Linked DNA regions of Homo sapiens: region 1 is linked to region 2. A link is an interaction called in ENCODE POLR2A ChIA-PET data of the cell type or tissue named here. Cell type or tissue: OCI-LY7. All regions are shown on one strand. Links, peaks and the distances in the headings refer to the core of each region. The heading gives the core; the rest is flanking DNA. Region 1 overlaps BIK (BCL2 interacting killer). Region 2 overlaps ARFGAP3 (ARF GTPase activating protein 3).

Region 1 (8,328 bases), core at 274-8,273, 270 kb after region 2:
CATACTAGATTTGCATCCTAACCTCTTAGGGTAAAATAGGGCTTCTGACTGGCGCCTGGTGTTTCCACTGGTGAGTGTGTAGGAGGCTAAGTGCGGGCTGTAGCCTGGGTGGGGACACATGGCTAGGTGTGTCTTCCTTCACCAAAGAAGGGTTTCAACTACTCATTTGCAAGTTTGCTGGAAAAAAAAAGATAATAAAAACCAGTCCAGTTTCCTGTATCTGCAGCTGCAGTGACCTCACAGTGGGTCCTCTGGGAATAGGTTGCCTTCATGTCTTCAGTCAACAAACATATGTCTGCTCTATGCCAGGCCTTGGGCTGACAACCAGAAACTGATAAGAGCAGCAGCCCCTCTCTTAGCGGTTTACTCTGTGCCGGATCATTTCATCCCCACAACAGTCCTGTGCAATAGGTGTTACTAGTATCTCCATTCTAATTTTTTTTTTTTCTGATATGGAGTCTTGCCCTGTAGCCCAGCCTGGAGTGCAGTGGTCAGCTGGAGCCAGAGGGGAGCAGAGACAGGGGCTGCAGGACCCCCAGGAGGCCCCCAAGCAGACTCTGAGGGTCCAAGAAGGTGATGCCCGAATAGGCCAGCCTCATACCCATCCTCTCAGTACTTTGGGAGGCCCAGGCGGGAGTTGAAGCCAGGAGTTCCGAGACAAGCCTGGGCAACAAAGCAAGACCCTATCTCTACAGCAATTCTATAAAAATGAGCCAAGTGCAGTGGTACATACCTGTCGAGTTACCCTGGAGGCTGAGGTGGGATGATTACCTGAGCCCAGGAGTTTGAGGCTGTAGTGAGCATGATCAGGCCACTGCACTCCAGCCTGGGCAAACGGGTGAGACCCTGTCTGTGAAAAAAATAATAATAAAATTTAATTTTTAAAAAAGGACCAATAGGCGTAGGCATGGGCCGGTCTGAGGTTGGCTGGTGAGCTCTGCACATTTGAAGACTTTGGAGGCATGGCAGGACCAGGCACCATCCATGGAAAGCATACTTGAGTGTGGTTAGCGCGGGAACCAAGATTGGGGTGGCAGGGCCACAGGGGGAGGGCCTGTTAGTGGATGTGGCACAACCCCCCACTTGTTTTTGAGACAAGTCTTGCTCTGTCACCCAGGTTGGAGTGCAATGGCGCGGTCTCGGCTCACTGCATATTCTGCCTCCTGGATTCAAGTGATTCTCCTGCCTCAGCCTCCCAAGTAGCTGGGATTATAGGCGAGCGCCACCACACCTGGTTAATTTTTGTATTTTTAGTGGAGATGGCGTTTCACCATGTTAGCCAGGCTAGTCTCAAACTCCTAAGCTCAGGTGATCCACCTGCCTCCACCTCTCAAAGTGCTGGGATTACAGGCGTGAGCCGCACTGCACCAGGCCAGGTCTAGGGAGCCGAACAGAGCAGTGACAGGGTCAGGGTTGAGGCTGCTACCTTGAGATTAGGTTGGAGAGAGCTCCACTGAAGGCTGGAGACCAGTAAGGCATTCAGAGCTGGTGCCAGGTAGGAGCTGACAGGACTGGGCCTCCCTTGGGCTGGTGGGGTGGCCAGGAGAGACCAGAGCAGGAGGTCGCTGCTGCAAGGACCCTCCTGGGCAGGCTCCCCACCTTCCGCTCCCTGGCTCCACACTTTTCCCATGCAGATCTGGGCCCTAAGGCCAGCCTAGGCCCAGTTGGTGATGGGATCTTTGCCATTCATATCAAGTCAATCTGAGGGCCTGGGCCCAGAGGCCAGATGGTTAAAGGTTCAGATTAGGTCCCTTCTTTGTGGTAGAGGGTAATGGGTATTTAATAAATTAATCCAAAGTGCTGTAATCCCAGTACTTTGGGAGGCTGAGGCGGGTGGATCACTTGAGATCAGGAGTTGAGACCAGCCTGGCCAACATGGTAAAACCCCGACTCTACTAAAAATACAAAAATTAGCCGGGTGTGGTGGCATGTGCCTGTAATCCCAGCTACCTGGGAGTCTGAGGCAGGAGAATCACTTGAACCTGGGAGGCGGAGGTTGCACCTGAGCTGAGATCACACCACTGCACTCCAGCCTGGGCAATAGAGTGAGACTGTCTCAAAAACAAACAAACAAACAAACAAAAAAACACTACCACCAACAAAAACACAATAGATGGGGAAACTGAGGCTGGTGCAGGAAGGGTTGGGCTAGGGTATCAACCTAAGGTGAGATGTGGTCCTGGGTCTACTCAGATGGGGAGGTTGGCAGGGTGGGGAGCTTGAAAGGGTCTTGCAGGCAGAGCGTGGGTGACTGACTCCTCAGGTAGGCCTGACCTGCACTCTGCTGCAGACCCTCGGCAGCGCAGCCCACTCTGGTGGCTGGGGCCTTCTTCCTATCTGGCGCCTAAGGATTCTCGGAATGCCTGCTGGGTAAGGGGGCTGTGGGCACAGTGGGTCAAGGCGAGGCTCGGTGCAGCTCACAGCTCAGCTCACAGTGAGGTGAGGTTCCACTGTTGCTCTGGCTTTGCGGGGCGTGGAGGTACTGGGGTCTCCAGGAGCACAAAGCAGGAGACTGCCTTTTCGAGGGGAAGGGAAAGGGGGGAAAAGCAAACAAGGGCTGGAGCTGCTTTCCTAGGGAAATGCCATTTGCATAGACACCCAAGGCAGCTGGAAGTTCTGGACACAGTTCTTCTAATGCCAGCTTAACACGCACACTGCTGGCCGTCTATACAATGTAAAACATCTCATCTGTGAAACCTTATTTTTTCTTTTTGAGTCAGAATCTAGCTCTGCCTCCCAGGTTCAAGCTGGGATTACAGGCGTATGTCACCACGCCTGGCTAATTTTGTATTTTTATTAGAGGCGGGGTTTTACCATGTTGGCCAGGCTGGTCTCAAACTCCTGACCTCAGGTGATCCGCCTGTCTCAGCCTCCCAAAGTGCTGGGATTACAGGCGTGAGCCACCGCACCCGGCCCATCCATCTCCCTTGAATGCTGAAAGCAAGTCGTGAGCACACACTTGTGCCTAGGCCTGTGGGAGGGCGGCGCTGTGGGTCCTGCCTGCCGTCAGTTTTCTCTCTCCTGGGGGTCAGGGAGACTTGGAGCTCTGTCCCTTCTTGGCTTAGTCATGAACCTCTCTAAGCCTCAGTGTCCTGTGTGAACAAACAGCTCAGTGAGATGGTGGGAGGGCGGAGTGTCCTGTCAGCAGGCATGAGGAATTAAAAATTAAGAACACCCAGGGCATTATGGTAAGAAAATAATGAGTTGAAGCATAAAGGTAATGGTTAGTGCCAACTTCCTCCCAGCGTGCCAGGCCCTGTTCAAAGTACATGAAGGAGTTCCTTATTTCGTCTTCCCAATAGCCCAGGGCGGGGCTCTCAGACCATGAAACCCATTTCACAGATGAAGAAATTGACACACTGCTGCTAACTGCCAGAGCCGGGCTTTGAACTAGGCCATTAGATTTCCGTGCCACAGTCATCGTCATTATCGTCATCTACATCTAAGGCTGTTTGGTACCCTGTAGGGTAAATGTGGGGTACATGATGGTGAATCAGGTCGCAGAACCCTTCTCTGCCATCATGATGAAACATGTACTGGCATGGGATTCGCAATGATCATAGTTAGGAAGGCCTTTGGTGGCAAAGAAGAGGAAACTCAGTGAATGGTGATGAGGACACATTTGGGTTCATTTTTCTTACACACAGTTGGAGGAGACAGCTCAGTGACACCCTCAGGCCTGGCCGCTCTCTGCCTCCCCACTCTGCTCTTCTTGGTCAGCCACTGCAGCTCCATCTTTGAAGGAGCTGCCCTGGCTGTGTCTACTCCCTGGCATCCAACCCCTGCCTCCAGCCTCTGAGCCCTCATTGACCAGAACTGGGTTACATGGTTGTCACCAGCTGCAAGGGATGCTGGGAAGCTGAGGGAGAGGAGGGCCATGGTTGGCTTAGATGAATGAGGATGCAGGGCCACCCCGAAGAAAATTGGGGTTCTATCAGCAAGGAGCCAGGTGGAATGGATATCGGAGAGGTAAATAGCATCTGCCAGTAAAGAAGGCTGTAAGACACTGTATGGGGTGATCCCATTTGTGAAGAAGGATGTGTGATGCGCACAAGTGTTTAGGAAAAACACTAGAAGAATTAGCGATGGTCTCTCTGGGAATGGGGATTGTGATACGTTTTTCTCATGCTGCCTCTCTGCCTTTCTTCTCAAGAGAAACAGCAGACACCAAAGAACAGGTGTAGCCTTCTGTTAAGTGGTACAGAGGAATCGCCCTGCAGCCTGGCCTCTGTCCCCTGTGCTGACAGCAGGTGCCTGGGTTTTCTGCTTTGACAGGTTCTTGAGGGCTGGTGTCCGAGGAGAACTTCTAATATTTATTTATACTCTGATTTTGTTTCACAAAGAAGAAAAAGGCTGGGCGTGGTGGCTCATGTCTGTCGTCCCAGCACTTTGGGAGGCCGAGGTGGGGTGGATCACTTTGAGGTCAGGAGTTCAAGACCAGCCTGGCCAACATGATGAAACCCCCGTCTTTACTAAAAATACAAAATAATTAGCCAGGCATAGCTCATGCCTGTAGTCCCAGCTACTCGGGAGGCTGAGGCAGGAGAATTGCTTGAACCCAGGAGGCAGAGGTTGCAGTGAGCCAAGATTGTGCCACTGCCCTCCAGCCTCCAGCAAGACTCAGTATCCAAAAACAAAGAAAGAAAGAAAGGGCCCTTATGAATCATCTTCAAGTTCCTCCCTTCCAAGAACAGAGATGCTAGGCGACTTGCCCAGAGGCACACAGCCAGCATGTAGCAGGATTCATGCCTGTGGGAGCTGGGGTTGGGGGATATTGACGGCTTTAGCGGATCAAAAGAGCTGGTGAGTAGGGCTATACAATCTGGGGGTCATCCTGTGAGAGAGCCCCCAGACTGCTCAGTTCTTAGGGGTCCAGTCATATGCTGTCTTTTTGCCCCAGAGGAGAAATGTCTGAAGTAAGACCCCTCTCCAGAGACATCTTGATGGAGACCCTCCTGTATGAGCAGCTCCTGGAACCCCCGACCATGGAGGTTCTTGGCATGACTGACTCTGAAGAGGACCTGGACCCTATGGAGGACTTCGATTCTTTGGAATGCATGGAGGGCAGGTAGGTCCCCATGGCCTGCCCTACCCCCTGCCTGATAGTGACTTCAGGGGTGGGCTGGATGAGCAGACATTCTATGAGCGGGGGAGCGCCTGCAGATGCCTCCCAGGCAGGGCCTCCGAGAGGAAGATTTCCCGGATGTGGGCATGGAGGCTTCTGCCCTGGGAGCGGCTTCACTTTGCTGCCCCACCCTCCCCTGATACCAGCTCACAGACCCCTGGACAGCCAGCATGTTCACAGTCTCAAGATGGACCTGGGGCCCCTGGCTGTCAAAATGGCACAGTGTTTGGGCCTCAGGGAGCTAGACAGGCCCTTAGCGACCTGCTGAGGACATCAGGGCCTCTTGAAGGAGGTGACTCTGTTGCCAGAAAGGGGACCCGATCCAGATCCCAAGAGAGGGTTCTTAGATCTCAAGCAAGAAAGAATTTGGGCCACACGCAGTGGCTCGCGCCTGTAATCCCAGCACTTAGGGAGGCTGAGGCAGGCGGATCACTTGAGGTCAGGAGCTCGAGACCAGCCTGGCCAACATGGCAAAACCCTGTCTCTACTAAAAATACAAAAAGTAGCTGGGCCTGGTGGCACATGTCTGTAGTCCCAGCTAGTCGGGAGGCTGAGGCAGGAGAATCTCTTGAACCCAGGAGGCAGAGGTTGCAGTGACCCAAGGTTGCAAAAATGCACTCCAGCCTGGGCAACAGAGCGAGACTCCATCTCAAAAAAAGAAAACCTACTCTATAGGCAGAGCAGCGGCATGGGCTGCTCAACTGAATATACTTATAGTTATTTCCTGATTACATGCTAAACAAGGGGTGGATTATTCATGAGTTTCCGGGTAAGGGGTGGGCAGTTCCCGGAACCGAGAATTCCTCCTCCTTTTAGACAATATAGGGCAACTTCCTGACGTTGCCGTGGCATTTGTAAACTGTCGTGGCACTGGTGAGTGACTCCAACATGCTAATATAGTTGGTGCACAATGAATAGTGAGGATGACTGGAGGTCACTTTTGTGCCCATCTTGGCTTTGGTGGGCTTTGGCTGGCGTCTTTGCCGAATCCTGTTTTATCAGCAGGGTCTTTGTAACCTGTATCTTATGCTGATGTCCTATCTCATCCTGTGACTTAGAATTCCTAGCCTCCTGGGAATGCAACCCAGTAGGTCTCAGCCTTTTGTTACCCAGCCCCTAATCAAGATGGAGTCGCTCTGGTTCAACTGCCTCTGACGGCTCTCATTTTAGAAAACCAGAACCGGGCCGGGCGCCGTGGCTCATGCCTGTAATCCCAGCACTTTGGGAGGCTGAGGTGGGCGGATCACCTGAGGTTGGGAGTTCGAGACTAGCCTGGCCAACATGGTGAAACCCAACCTCTACTAAAAATACAAATGTTACCCAGGTATGGGGCCGGGGGTGGGGGGATGGGCGCTGGTAGTCCCAGCTACTCAGGAGGCTGAGGCAGGAAAATCACTTGAACCCGGGACGTGGAGGTTGCAGTGAGCCCTGAGATTGCACCACTGCACTCCAGCCTGGGTAACAGAGTAAGACTCCGTTTCACAAAAAAAGAGAAAGAGAAAAGAAAGAAAGAAAAAAGAAAGAAAACCAGAACCTATGGAAGAGCCTGAGGAGGCCATGCAGTTCCTGGTCCCGGCTTCAAAGAATCACTGAGGCATGAAGAAGGGATCTTCCTTGGACTGACAAGGACCCTGGAGGCAGCAGGATTTGCCTGGGGTTTCAGGGGCCAAGGTCCAGTAGGACCTGACCCTTGCACTCTGCCAACTGCTCCCAGCTATGTCCAGCACACGGCAGCATACCCAGATGTCCAGGCACACCCGGCCATCCCAGCGGCAGGAAGGACCTGCACTTTTTTTTTTTTTTTTTGAGACAGAGTCTCTGTCACCCAGGCTGGAGTGCAGTGGCATGATCTTGGCTCACTGCAACCTCCACCTCCCGGGTTCAAGTGATTTTCCTGCCTCAGCCTCCTGAGTAGCTGGGAGTGCAGGCGTGCACCAGCATGCCCGGCTTTTTTTTTTTTTTTGAGACGGAGTCTCGCTGTGTCGCCCAGGCTGGAGTACAGTGGCATGATCTCTGCTCACCACAAGCTCCACCTCCCTGGTTTACGCCATTCTCCTGCCTCAGCCTCCTGAGTAGCTGGGACTACAGGCGCCTGCCACCACACCTGGCTAATTTTTTGTATTTTCAGTAGAGACAGGGTTTCATCATGTTAGCCAGGATGGTCTCGATCTCCTGACCTCGTGATCTGCCTGCCTCGGCCTCCCAAAAAGTGCTGGGATTACAGGCGTGAGCCACCACACCCGGCCAGGACTGGCACTTTCATTCTTCCCCTGGTACAGATGAGGAACGTGAAGGCCCAGGAGCAGCTGACCTCAGTAGTTTCTACCCTGAGCCTGGAAGAGAATGGTCAGGCCTGACCTGGGCTGTTGCTTTCTGCTGGGGAATCCTGTCTCTGATGTGGCACCTCCCACAGGCCAGGGACCAGCTCCATGTTCCACAGGATTCTTTTCTGCTCAGGATTTTTTTTTTCAGCCTCAGGATTTTTAGTCATTAAGGATTTTAGAACTGGAGGCACCTGTCCATTAATGGACAAGGTTGGAGGACATGAAGCCTGGGGCAGTATTTTCCTGAGGTTTCCCAGGGTAACAGAAGGTAGGACCACAGCCCCCAACCCTGATTGCCAGCCCACACCTGTACCCCTCCCACCCGCATCCCCTCCAAGTAGGGAGTGTAGGCCCAGGGCATTGGCAGGTCAGGTGGGTGGGGCCAGGGCCCAGGGCCGGCCTCAGCTCAGGGCCCCTAGGAGTCCCACTTCCCTGGGAGTTCCCCCGGTGTAGTCACTGGGATGGAATGCACACAGGTCCCTGGTAGAGGCCCAGACCAGCAAGCTGGGAGGGTGGGGAGTGTCTTAGTCTTTGTGTGGGAGTGAATGCGGGTGGGGTGTAGGATCAAGGATGTGGTTTAGTGGGGGGCCTACTAGGGGCTTCTTAGTCCCCCCATTTGGAGAGGGGTGGTGCCAGCAGGGCTGGTTTCAGGATTGGGACCAGGACACAGGTCTTAGAGCCCCCTCACCTCCCACAAAGGAAGGTAAGCTGCAACCCCTGTGGGAAGGGGGCTCAAGGGGGCTCAGCCATCCGGGGGACTCAGCACCACCAGACCTGTCCATTCCCCTTGGTCAGCCTCAGCCATCCGGGGGCTCAGCACCCCCAGACCTGCCTGTTCCCCTTGTCCACCATTTCCACCAAAGCCCACAGGTGGGCCTG
Region 2 (8,328 bases), core at 70-8,069:
CAGCTACTTAGGAGACTGAGGGCAGGAGAATCATTTGAATCTGGGAGGCGGAAGTTGAGGTGAGCCAAGATCGTGCCACTGCACCCCAGCCTGGGTGACAAAGCAAGACTCCATCTCAAAAAAAAAAAAAAACCCAAAACAACAACAACAAAAAAAAACCCCAAGTTTGATTCAATGGGGAAAAGACAGTCTTTTCAACAAATGGTGATGGAAAAACTAGGTATCCGCATACAAAAGAATGAAGTTGAACTCTTACCTGACATTGTGAACAAAAATTAATTCAAAATGAATCAAAGACTTAAAGGTAAGACCTAAAACTATAAAACTCTTAGAAGAAAACAGAAGGCAAGGCCAGGCACAGTGGCTCACGCCCGTAATCCCAACACTTTGGGAGGACGAGGGGGGTGGATCACAAGGTCAGGAGATCAAGACCATCCTGGCCAACAAGGTGAAAGCCCATCTCTACTAAATATACAAAAATTAGCTGAGTGTGGTGGCGCGCACTTGTAATCCCAGCTACTTGGGAGGCTGAGGCAGGAGAATCGCTTGAACCCAGGAGGTGGAGGTTGCAGTGAGCTGAGATCGCGCCATTGCACTCCAGCTTGGGCGACAAGAGCAAAACTCCATCTCAAAAAAAAAAAAAAAAAAAAAAAGACAAAGAATCATAATAGATTTTATCTTATAGAAACAAATGCTCCTTTTTAATAATCACGTTCTATCAATATTTCGATATTCCTTAAGTCATAATATAAGATTGCTTGCCACAATTCCAGATGGGCAGCCTAGCTGGTTCCTTCCCTAGAAAAGATGGAGTAGGGAAATCTCTGGAAATTGTCTGGGGGAGGCAGCAATGACTAAGCCATGGCTGTTTGAGGGTGCTCTGCACAAGTTGTCCTGGCAAGGGCCTGTGGCAGGTGACAGGCAGGCCTTGCTTAGCTTCCAAGCCCTGGGGATCTTTCCATTATTTCTTTTATTATTTCAATTTATTTCACTTCACAAATAGTCCTGCCTCCCACTGGACTGTGGGGTTATCCCATCAGACTGTCAGTCCAAAGGTGGTGTCTTCTTCTGATGCAAAAGGCCCCATATGGGCTATTGCCATAGAGTATCAGAAGTAGAAGACGGTTTACTCACCAGAGGGGCCAATGCAGCCCAAGTCTTCAGATAAAAGGAGAAAAAAGACCTTCATGTTATAAACATTTGAAACTGCCACTAAAAATCATTCACTCAGGCTTTGTGATATTAGTGTCCTTGGAAGCCAGAGCTATAAGATTACGGTGGAAGTGAAGCCCTGATACAAGGAGAGTGTCTCATCATTGACATAAACTCTCCACTTTGGAGGACATAGGACAGACCCACAGCACCTGATTCCCCTTCTCCCATGAGTCTGTACTTTGTACTGCCGAATTATTAGAAGATGATTGACATAAATCGGTTTTTCATTGCTTGTAACAGAATTCCTGAAACTGGGTAATTTATAAAGAAAAGAAGTTGATTTCTTACAGTTAAGGAGGCTGAGAAGACCAAGGTCAAGGGGCTACATCTGGTAAGAACCTTCTTACTGGTTGGACTCTGTAGAGTCCAGAGGCAGCATCGCCTAGTGAGAACGCTGAGCGTGCTAGCTCAGGTCTCTCCTCCTTTTCCTATAAAGCCGCTTACATGATAACCCATTAACCCATACCAATGAGGGCTCAATCAATTCTTAAAGGCCTCACCTTTTAATACTGTATGGCAACACTGAAAATCACATTTCTTTCTTTCTTTTTTTTTTTTTTAAGAGACAGGGTCTTACTCTGTCGCCCAGGCTGGAATGCAGCGGCAAGATCATAGTTCACTGCAGCCTTGACTCCTGGGCTTAAGTGATCCTCCCACTTCAGCCTCCTGAGTAACTAGGACTAGAGTTATACATCATCACACCACAACATTTTTTATTTTTTGTAGAGGCTGAGTTCACTTGAGCCCAGTGAGCTATGATGGCACTCCTGCAGCCAAGGTGACAGGCGACAAGGCAAGACACTGTCTCAAAAAAAGAAAAGAAAAAAGGGAAAAAAACACCCATGTAACAATGTAATCAATCTCACCCCAATGAGAGAAGATTCACTTACCGAATAAAACTCAAGTGAACACCAAGTGACCGGTGGGACCCTGAGCAATCAATGCAAAGGAACACTCCATAGGTTATGCTTGCCCAGCTGGGATTTTTGGCACCACAATCAAAACACACCTGAAAAAAAATGTTAAATTCAGTTACTAATTTATGTTAGCCAAATAAATTATCCTGTAAGATACAGTAAATGACTTAGCTTGAAAACTGTTTAACCTTTACAATGTAAACTTTGGGATTGTATTATTAGAAAATATCTCACCTAGGTTTTTTTAAAAGCCTCAAATTTCATGCTCTTTTATTATTATATATAATTATATTAATTATAAATTAGTATAGTTAATTACTATATTATGTATTTTTTTATTCTGAGACAGAGTTTCGCTCTGTCACCCAGGCTGGAGTGCAATGGTGCAATCTCGGCTCACTGTAACCTCTGCTTTCCAGGTTCCATTGATTCTCCTGCCTCAGCCTCCGGAGTAGCTGGGACTACAGGCTCACACCACTATACCCAACTAATTTAGTACTTTTAGTAGAGATGGGGTTTTACCATGTTGGACAGGCTGGTCTCGAATTCCTGACCTCAGGTGATCTGGCAGCCTCGGCCTCCCATAGTGTTGGGATTACAGGCACGAGCCACTGTGCCCAGTTTACTACATGATTTATACAGTATATTACAGATTATGTTATATATATATTTATCTATTTATTTTTGAGACGGAGTCTCGCTCTGTCGCCCAGGCTGGAGTGCAGCGGCACGATTTCGTCTCACTGCAAGCTCCGCCTCCCAGGTTCATGCCATTCTCCTGCCTCAGCCTCCTGAGTAGCTGGGACTACAGGCGCCCGCCACCGCACCCGGCTAATTTTTTGTATATTTAGTAGAGATGGGGTTTCACCGTGTTAGCCAGGATAGTCTCGATCTCCTGACCTCGTGATCCACCCGCCTTGGACTCCCAAAGTGCTGGGATTACAGGCGTGAGCCACCGCGCCCGGGCTATCATGTATATATTTTAACAATGCACACTATACATAGTGAAGAGAATTTAGGTTTGTGTACCATCTCAAACATGCCTTATCCTTGAAGCATCAGCAGGGATCCTACCAGTCATGTAAAGGAATGCTAGTGAGGGAAGCAGCCCTGCCTAGAAACACTCCAGCCCTACCATCCTTCCTGGCAGTGGCTATACCAGATGGCAGGCTGTTGAGCATATTGCTTCTCTCCCCAGCCAGAGGAAGAGGTTGTGGCAGCCAGACTCCAAGATGGCCCCAGTGAAACCCACCTCCTGGTATTTGCATCCCGTGTAATCTCCACCACCCTCACTTTACCAAGGTGATCTGTGTGTCTATGTGTATATGGCAGAAATGACCATGTCATTTTTGAGATTGGGTTACAAATGACACTATGGCCTTTTCCTGTCTCCCCCACTCTCTTTTTCTCTCTCCCCCTCTCTCCCTCCCCACCTTGGATCACTAGCTCTAGGGGAAGCCAGGTGCCATGTCTTGAGGACACTCAGGTTGCCCTGTGGAGAGGGTGAAGTGCTGAGGAGTTGAGGCCCCCAGTCCAACTGCCAGCGAGGAGAGGAGGCCTGCCAACCACCATGTGAGTAAGCTCCCAGATGACCTCAGCCCTGGGCCAACAGCTTGACTGCAGCCTCATGAAAGACCCTGGGTCAGAAGCAGCCAGCTAAGTCACCCCCAAATTCCTGACCCTCAGAACTATCTGTTGTTTTATGATGCCAAGTTGGGGGTGATCTGATACACAGCAATAGATGACTAATACAGAGAGATATTCCTTTATGAAATGCTGTGCCCTTCTCTACCTCCACTGCCTCACTCTGTCCAGGTCACTTTGATAACTCTTAGATGCAGGTTCATAACCGAGGACTACGTTCCCTGCCCACTGAGGGCACTGAGAGCTCTTACAGGGGTAGAATCTTTCCCTTTTGCTAATCTTTATGGCTTTTTTTCTTTTTTTTTTAAGGAGACAAGGTCTGGCTCTCACCTAGGCTGGAGTGCAGTGGCACGGTCCTAGCTCGCTGCTTTATGGCTTTTTTTTTTTTTTTTTTAAAGAGACAAGGTCTGGCTCTGTCACCTAGGTTGGAGTGCAGTGGCACGGTCCTAGCTCACTGCAGTCTCGAACTCTTGAGCTCGAGCCATCCACCCCCCTCAGCCTCCTAAGCAGTTAGGACAAGTGTATGCCACCGTGCCCAGATTTTTTTTTTTCTTTTGTAGAGATGGGGGTCTTGCTATGTTGCCTAAGCTGGTCTTGAACGCCTGGGCTCAAGCAATTTGGGCCCTCTCGGCCTCCCAAAATGCTAGGATTACAGGTGTGAGCCACCACGTCCGGCTCCTGTCACCTTACTTTCCTGTCCACTAGCACAGAACCTGCACATGGTAAACGCACAATAAGTGTTTGCTGAATAGTTGTGTACTTTTAAATCTCACACACAGCCTGAAAAATAGGCTTACCCATGGTAAGCATTCAGTAAATATTTGTTACTCAAAAGAATAACTTTAAAAACGTATTGCCAGCTCAAAAATTACTAGCCCCTTCAACACTGACACTGAAGCCCAACAGGAGCATAAAAGTACTTTAAAATACACAGTGCTAACTAGCAGAGTCACGCGTCGGAAGTGTGCTGGGCCCATAAAATACACAGTGCTTGTTGTGGAAAGTAGTATTTATAACTCATTAAACTCCGAATAGGGAAAAAATTCCTCTAATAGAGGTGTTTTTAATCTTTTTGCAGGAAAAAAAAATACATATTAGATATATAGGCTGGGTGCAGTGGCTCACACCTGTAATCCTAGCACTTTGGGAGGCCAAGGCAGGTAGATCGCTTGAGCTCAAGAGTTTGAGACCAGCCTGGGCAACATGGCGAAACCCTATCTCTACCAAAAAATTAAAAAAATTAGCCGGCGTGGTGGAACGTGCCTGTAGTCTCAGCTACTCAGGAGTTTGAGGTGAGAGGATCGCTTGAGCCTGGGAGGCGGAGGATGCAATGAGCGGAGACCACTCCACTGCACTCCAGCCTCAGCAACAGTGAGACCCTGCTATCAAAAAAAAAAAAAAAAAAAAAAAAAAGATATACTTTATAGGCAGAATCACTTATGTGAAGGTTGTCCAACCTATCATTATCAAGCAAGATCTGGCTTCTGGTCTTTTCAGGGCAATACAAGGGCAATACAAGAGAGGAAACACGAGTGGGTTTTCTAAAGCCCCTCACCACAATATGCTCACACTGATCGCACACTGAATAATCGGGGTGGAGTGACAACTGACACAAAAAGAGGCCAGGAGATTTACTTTGGTGTTTACTGATCACCTGCTGTATGTCAGACATGTGACAGGTGATGAGGTATGAAAAAGTAGCAGCACAAACACTAGCTGAACGCTTATTGGTGCTAGTCTTTAAAGAGCTCACTGAGAAGTGGGGAAGACAGACGCGCAAATTCAAACGCCCTGTGGTGATGGCCATTAGGAGAACCCTCTTCTGTGGGGCATCAAACAAAACGACAGACTCTGCCAAAAGGTGCTGTTCTTCCCCGTCAGGCTGTGTGTAATTTCTCACCTAGTTACTCAACTACCAGTTGCTGTGCACTTACCATCAAGTGTACCTGGCACATACCAAGTGGACATACCAGCGTGGTTCAGGAAGTCTGCCCACATGGAGCCCACAGTCTAGCAGTCCAGTGGGCAAGACAATTAGTTACAAGATTGTTTCCTAGTAAGCAAGGACAGGATGCAAAGGGTTTTTGGTAGAGGTGATGGCAGAGATTTTGGGTACACAGCCCAGAGCAGGCCAAGTTTGAGAATCACTTCTGAGGTGGTCACCAGACTGGCTACAAGAAGAGAGCAGTGAGGTTCCTAATGAGGCAGGCAGCTTTGGCATCCTCCGGACCCATCACCTAAGCTAAGGGATTGCTAAAATGTAGCCCCATGAGGGGGGGGCCATGTCTACCTTATTCACCTGAGCTTGGCACCATGCCTGGCACAACACAGGTGCTCACTAAATGCGAATGCACATGGTGGAGCAGTTTATAGGGGTAGAGGAGCTAACAAGTGGAGACTGGGACGTGTGGAGGTCAGAAGTGGTGAGAAATACAGGTCTGGCTCCCATAAATGCTGCCTTGATCCTCCTGCTATACCAGGAGGCTATGCTTTGGAAGCAGGGACTGCGCTTTGATTTGATATGCAATCCCAAACCAAAGTCAAGATGTGGCTTTTAAAGCAGAACATCAGTTCTTATGGTGATGAGCAAGAAATAGCTTTTGACTGACAATTTGTTTTGTTTAATGATGAGAATAATTAGTATACAAATAATAATAACAGCTAATATTGAGTGTTTAATTCAGGCACTATTGTTGGCACTTTAGCCAATTTCATCTTCCTAACAACGCTTTCATTAGTAGGGTACTAGTAGAAGGTACTATGATCATCCCCATCAGGGCCAGCTTCCTGGGCATGTGTGTGATCTATGCAGTCGCAGAGGGCCCCACACTTAGAATAAAAGAGTGTGTGATTGGCTTAATGCTCTGCTGTCTCATCTTGAAATTCTTTTTTTTTTTTTTTGAGATAGGGTCTCATGCTGGAGTATATGATATGATCTCGACTCACTTCAACCTCTGCCTCCCGAGCTCAAGCAATCCTCCCACCTCAGCCTCCCGAGCAGCTGGGACCACAGGCATGAGCCACCATGCATGGCTAATTTTAATTTTTTTTTTTGGTAGAGATGAGGTTTCACCATGTTGCCCAGGCTGGTGTCAAACTCCTGAGCTCAAGCTATTCATCTGCCTCGGCCTCCCAAAGTGCTGGGATTACAGGCGCCACCGCGCCTAGCCTCATCTTGAAATTCTTTTTTTTTGAGATAGGGTCTCGCTCTGTCGCCCACTCTTGAGTGCAATGGCGTGATCTTGGTTCACTGCAACCTCCGCCTCCTGGGTTCAAGCAACTCTCCTGTCTCAGCCTCCCGAGTAGTTGGGATTACAGGCACATGGCACCACGCCTGGCTAATTTTTTGTATTTTTAGTAGAGATGGGGTTTCACCATGTTGCCCAGGCTGGTCTCGAACTCCTGAGCTCAGATGATCCACCCACCTTGGCCTCCCAAAGTGCTAGGATTACAGGTGTGAGCCACTGTGTCTGGCCGAAATTCTTAATACTGTTCAAACAAGGGCCCTGCATTTTCATTTTGTACATTTCACAAATTATGTAGCTAGTCTTGATCTCCATTTTATTTATTTAATTTTATTTTATTTGTGTGTGCGTGTGAGATGGAGTCGCTCTCTGTTGCCCAGGCTGGAGTGCAGTGGCGTGACCTTGGTTCACTGCAACCTCTGCTTCCTGGATTCAAGCGATTCTCCTGCCTCAGCCTCCCGAACAGCTGAGATTACAGGCACTCGCCATCATGCCCAGCTAATTTTTGTATTTTTGTAGAGACGGGGCTTCATCATGTTGGCCAGGCTGGTCTTGAACTCCTGACCTCAGGTGATCCACCCGCCTCAGCCTCCCAAGGTACTGGGGTTACAGGCGTGAGCCACCGCGCCCGGCCTATTTATTTGTTTTTTAAATCAATGAATGTTTTCTTAATTCTGATTCCTTTTATCATGTGCTTTCTTAAACAAAGAACTTTCACATAAATTATCTTATAATAAGAGTTTCTTTCTGATTCAGTTTAAAAATGACAATAGCATTCGTTGTGCCCAAGTTAGAATTATACCAAAATTACCATATGCCAGCACATACAATCATTCCACTGGTGGCTGGAAAATTAGCTTACGGGAGTGTCTGTCACTCAGATGGGCCATCACCCCTGGTGGGCACATGGTGGAGATAAGGGAAGGCCAGACTAGAAGAAAGCTGGGTCTTTTGGATCGTTTCTACTCCTTTTTCACTTCTTCACCATTCTCCCCACTGAGCTTGAACAAGGGAATCTGCTGGCCATCCTTGGGCTCTAGGAAGACCTCATCAAGGTGCCACCTCTGAAAGGGGCACTTCTGGATGAGCTGACATGGAGATGGCCCTCTGACTTGGATCCAGAGCTAGGAATCTTCAACTTGGCATCAGCAATGTCCACAAAGTTGTGCTTGGTGAGTTTGAGACAGTGAATGTTGAGAAGAGGGCCCAGAGCTCCCTGTGCCTTGGGATGGCTATGCACCTGCTCCAATGCCAACTGGTAATACAAAGCCCTGGAAAAAGTCTTTTGTATGCGGTAATACACAAGG

Evidence for each region. Peaks named below come from ENCODE experiments on the same cell type or tissue, not always from the same donor. Only the 100,000 strongest peaks of a DNase experiment are listed, where the experiment ranks them.
Region 1: POLR2A ChIA-PET joins it to region 2 with 7 read pairs; 2 of 35 experiments call an interaction of 5 or more read pairs at or near these places.

What each region holds. Positions count from the first base shown.
Region 1 is chr22:43,119,116-43,127,443 of GRCh38, forward strand. BIK (BCL2 interacting killer) reads left to right here. Exons shown (of 5, transcript NM_001197.5): 2 at 4,901-5,068. The coding sequence starts at 4,908. Among named protein-coding and RNA genes, the nearest start is that of BIK, 13 kb to the left of the region's middle. RefSeq lists an enhancer at 122-281. In OCI-LY7, for the core only: no CTCF peak of the experiment used is centred there; DNase peaks (open chromatin) are centred at 3,306, 4,219 and 5,902; H3K4me3 peaks cover 3,714 bases; H3K27ac peaks cover 8,000 bases.
Region 2 is chr22:42,845,409-42,853,736 of GRCh38, forward strand. It overlaps ARFGAP3 (ARF GTPase activating protein 3), which reads right to left. Exons shown (of 16, transcript NM_014570.5): 2 at 2,106-2,224. It also overlaps the pseudogene COA1P1. Among named protein-coding and RNA genes, the nearest start is that of ARFGAP3, 7.7 kb to the right of the region's middle. In OCI-LY7, for the core only: no CTCF peak of the experiment used is centred there; no DNase peak of the experiment used is centred there.